Linked DNA regions of Homo sapiens: region 2 is linked to region 1. A link is a loop called in an ENCODE intact Hi-C map of the cell type or tissue named here. Cell type or tissue: right lobe of liver. All regions are shown on one strand.

Region 1 (2,500 bases):
AAATAAGTCTGAATGACATGTTTCTTTTAAGAATCATGCTGGCCGGGCACGGTGGCTCACGCCTGTAATCCCAGCACTTTGGGAGGCCGAGGCAGGCGGATCATGAGGTCAGGAGATCGAGGCCAACATGGTGAAACCCTGTCTCTACTAAAAATAGAAAAATTAGCTGGATGTGGTGGTGTACACCTGTAAACCCAGCTACTCAGGAGGCTGAGTCAGGAGAATCATTTGAACCCAGGAGATGGAGGTTGCAGTGAGCCGAGATTGCGCCACAGCACTCCAGCCTGGCAACAAAGCAAGACTCCATCTCAAGAAAAAAAGAAGAAGAATCATGCTATACTACAGATATAGCTCCATTTATACATAGCATGTATACACAACTTGTAATATTCATATTTAGTATTAGAGATACTGATCTTTTATTGATATTTTGTATATTTGCAGTTCTGGTTGCTATTCATCAAAATAGTTATCATAGATTGGTACAGGCTTACTATATTAGGGAATAAATTAACATATATCATTTACCCTAATGGTCTCTCAGCCAAAAGAATGGCTTGAAGCACACAGAGCAGTAGATAGTTGTGAATGAAACCAAGCTCATAGGTTCTTATTGCAGGATCCTAATGGCCAAGTCAGAAATTCCATTTCTGAGCATAACAACTAGAGATCATTTCTACGGGGAATGTCTCTGCCCTGAACAAGAGTGAATAACAGGATATTATAAATTCTAGCTACAGTCTCATAGTTACAAATTCTTCTACACAAACCTTTTAATGCCAGTTGTGTGTGATTTTTTTTTTTAAATCTTCTGCATGTTGCAAACAATAGCAGGGATATAGCACATATCATGGTAGATCTAAGAGTAGCCTGCCTGCTCATACATCATAGTATTTCTTTGGTTCAAAGTGCGAAATGTACATTTCATAAATATTTGTATGTGTTATTGGTATAATATGGTGGTTTAGTTAACTGGACAGACTATTGTACTTCTGTGTCTTTTATGTTTATGTAGTTATCATAACACCATTAAACTGCAAGGAACATTCAAGTCATATTTCACAATTAGTGACAATCAGGAACCTCTAGTGATTCTCAGAAGAACTACGGGATTTTTCTGTGAACCCAGCAACTTAGTTTCTTAGACTGCAGTAAAGAAGTGTTGAAGGCAATGGGGTGGATTTCCACCAGAAACAGGCTACAGAGGAATATTCCAGAGAAGATACCAGGAGTATGTTTTCAGCCTTATTTCATATTTTACAGAGTGCTTACCATTGCTAACAATGAAGATATAGCATGGATGGAAACCCTATTGTCACTCATGATAACCTAATTCAGAGCACAATATTTACTGAAAATAGGTTGATAGTCTTCTGGATTTTAAAGTGTGGTTCTCCATCCCTTCTTTTCTGGTTTTATTTTGTCACTAGCAGTTAGCCACTAGGTGTCAGTAGCAATCCAACATCACAATACAAATTGCCAACTCTGGTCTTGATACCTAATTTTTGTTTCTTTCACTTTTCTGATCCATCATTATCTGTCTTACCTCCCAAGTCTTTGTAAGGAGGACACATTTTGGAAATACTTTTGTGTCCTTGTTTTTCCATATTACTTTATGTACCCTTTACAATTTTCTGCAAGGTAAGCAGTAGTACCTCTGTTTTATATAGAAAGCATTGACTGATAGTTGAAAAAAAAAAAACTTAGGCTTCTGAGTCCAGCAAATTTATTCTACTACTTATTAATTTACCTCTCTGTTAGCTAACATCTGTTACCTTGTGAAGATTTTTTTAATCTGTAAAAGTAAAAAATAAAATGTGTTATATTTTGTACAGATTAAATTAGATACTGTTAAAGTACCTAGCATAAGAAAGCACCCCATAAATGTTAAGTTTACCCTTTTACCTAAACACTCTATTTAAAAAAGGTGGAAACTAAGCCACAGGATAAAAAAGTGTATCATTTGGTTTCAAATAGGAGGTGCTTTGGTTATATTTTCTTTCTTTTGTGTGTGTGTGTGTGTGTGTGTGTGTGTGTGTGTGTGTGTTTTTGAGATGGAGTTTCACTCTTGTCTCTTGTCACCCAGGCTGGAGTGCAGTGGTATGATCTCGATTTACTGCAACCTCTGCCTCTCAGGTTCAAGTAATTGTCCTGCCTCAGCCCCCTGAGTAGCTGAGATTACAGGTGCCTGCCACCATGCCCAGCTAATTTTTTGTATTTTTAGTAGAGACAGGGTTTCACCATGTTGGGAAGGCTGGTCTCGAACACCTGACCTCAGGTGATCCACCCACCTCAGCCTCCAAAAGTGGTGGGATTACAGGCATGAGCCACCGCGCCCGGCCACTTTGGTTATATTTTCTGTGTAATAACAAATAGTTTATATTGTCATATTCCCAACTGTCTCTAGATTTGAAAAGAGACAAAAATCTATTTTTAAAAAATAAATAGCAGTAAATATAGGAGAGTAGTTTGTGTTAGCCAAAGTTCTTTATGTGAATGT
Region 2 (2,500 bases), 230 kb after region 1:
CAAGCAGCTTTTATAACTTTAGCTTTTGTCTTGACTCTGTAGCCAGTATCTGCATACTGAAATGATTTCACTTTGAAGAAACAAAGAAATTATCATCTATAAAACTAAAACAAAAAAGCCCTTAGTTATGGGAGACGTAAAAGGTGGGGAAAACATAAATAAAGAAAATGAGCTGCAATTTATAACCCAAGTTAAACAAAAAGCTCCCCTAAATTTATATCCTCCTGTTTCCACATAATGAGTCAATTAATCTTCTAATGCTTTATAAAAGTAAAAAACACTGCAGTAGCAGCTGGTTTTAATGTTAAAGCTAATTAGGAAGACACATTAAGGCAAGAGAAGTGCTGAAGTTAACATTTAGCTCAAGAGGGAAAAAGTATGTGCGTGTGTTTGTGTTGCGGACAAGCATAAAGAAAGAAGATAAATTAAAGCTTGTCTTTTATATTCTGCAGTCTGATTTCCCCAAGGAAGGCAGCCATGAGAACAGAGAAATGGGTCACTGGTATAAGAAGCTGTTCTGACCAAGACAGGCAAGAGAAGGTTAAGGGGTGTCTTTCACAGAGCTACCAGACTGACACTTCTGACTGAATTTATGAAGATTTTTCGGCTCAAACTGACTAATCACACAAGCCATTTGGACACCATTTCACCCCAGTATATGATTGTCAGAAAAATTTCTTAATCATGGGATGATTTGCCGCCTGCCACTAAGTAGCACATTTCAATTGCATTTTTAACAACCCTACGAAGTCGCCTCGGGAAAGAAAGTATTTTTAAAAAAATGCATTTTCATTTAAAAAAAATCTTTAAATGTATCTCTAACAGATCAAGCACAGTGGAAATTTCAGGTCAATTTCATGTTTTTCTGGACGGGGGGAGGACGAGGTAGGGATGGAGAATGAAGGCATACATGTTTTAAGATAAGAGAGGAGAGTTGGCTCTCCGTCATCTACAGGAGTGCTTCTCAAACTGTAAGGTTTAGGGGAATCACTGCAGAGTTTTATTTAGAATCCTGAGTTGGGGCCCGTGCATCTGCATTTCTAACTCCCAGGTGATTCTGCGGCTGGTCCATGGACCACTTTGAGTGTCAAAGCCTCTCTAGACCGCACTTGGTTCAAGGTCTACATTCAAGGATAGTCATTTTTCTCTCAATCTTTCTTCCTTTACATGGCCTCAAATAATCTCCATAAAAACCCTTTCCTCTAGGATAGGAGCGAGTTTAACTGAGAAATCTAACCTGACATGAATTAGGGCAGGTTTTTGAATTCGTGTTGAAAAGAGCTTCCAACTGTGGCTCCGGAGTGGCCAGTTTCAAGCCATTCCTGTGTGACTGGCGCCCCCTGGTGGCCGAAAACCCAGGGACAGGCAAATGTATCGACTGAAGATTCCTGCTTGTTATATGGTGGTAGGGGAAATATTTTAAAGATCTTTTATAGAATCACAGGGACCAAGGTACAAAATATCTGCGTAGTAGTTGTAGAACCTATTATATAAACTTTGGGAAAATTTGGCTGGGGAAACACAGTTGAGAACGGTCGTAAGGAAGATACATAAGAGAAGTAGTGAAGAAAAGTAAAAAAAGATAAAGAAATAGTCTCAGAAGAAAAAAAGAGACATATTTCTAAACCTGCTTCATCTCAAGGCTTCTGAAATCTTAAATTATGATTCAATAAGTGTGAAAAATGCTCTGCAAAACAAAAAATTAAACTCACCATGATTTCATCTGATGCTGATCACCTAATACAGTGATCACCTAATACAGCGATTCTCTGGCCTCAGCCTCCCGAGGAGCTCTCAAATTGTGATTCTCAGACCAGCAGCATCACCTAGGAATTTGTTAGAAACGCAAATGGTTGGCCCCACCCAGATCTAGTGGGTCAGAGACTCTGGGGGTGGAACCCAGTAAGCTGTGCCTTCAGAACCCCCAGGTGATCCTGATGCTCACCAAAGTCTGAGTCACAAATGTGATGAAATCAAGGTTAGACCCTTAGAATTGGCCGGGTGTGGTGGCTTACACCTGTAATCCCAGCACTCTGGGAGGCCGAGGTGGGTGGATCACCTGAAGTCAGGAGTTTGAGAACAACCTGACCAACAGGGTGAAACCCTCTCTCTACTAAAACATGCAACAATTAGCTTGGCCTGGTTTCACGTGCCTGTAATCCCAGCTACTTGGGAGGCTGAGGCTGGAGAATCACTTGAATCTGGGAAGTGGAGGATGCAGTGAGCCGAGATCGCGCCACTGCATGCCAGCAATCCAGCCTGGGTGACAGAGTGAGACTCCGTCTCAAAAAAAAAAAAAAAAAAAAAAAAGAACAGGAACCACATGGATTTCAGGAAATTGAAAAAACAAACAACCACCCCCTAAAAAAATCCAATCCTCAACGTGAGAATATTTAACATACGTTTTTGTTTTGCCTGTTAACAAATTAGTTCTCTGCAGTACCTACATGCCTATTGTGCTTCCCTTGGTCATAACCACATCATGAGAAGAGTATCCCCC

Evidence for each region. Hi-C counts contacts between places; a loop is a spot of excess contacts. Peaks named below come from ENCODE experiments on the same cell type or tissue, not always from the same donor. Only the 100,000 strongest peaks of a DNase experiment are listed, where the experiment ranks them.
Region 2: it touches region 1 in a loop (13-fold over the local background); 108 of 110 quality-filtered maps call a loop at or near these places.

The regions. Positions count from the first base shown.
Region 1 is chr3:97,792,172-97,794,671 of GRCh38, forward strand. All of the region lies in intron 7 of ARL6 (ARF like GTPase 6), which reads left to right. Among named protein-coding and RNA genes, the nearest start is that of CRYBG3, 29 kb to the right of the region's middle. In right lobe of liver, a CTCF peak has its summit at 1,451 (motif pointing right); no DNase peak of the experiment used is centred here.
Region 2 is chr3:98,022,081-98,024,580 of GRCh38, forward strand. All of the region lies in intron 3 of GABRR3 (gamma-aminobutyric acid type A receptor subunit rho3), which reads right to left. Among named protein-coding and RNA genes, the nearest start is that of GABRR3, 12 kb to the right of the region's middle. RefSeq lists an enhancer at 1,241-1,290. In right lobe of liver, a CTCF peak has its summit at 1,343 (motif pointing left); a DNase peak (open chromatin) is centred at 1,321.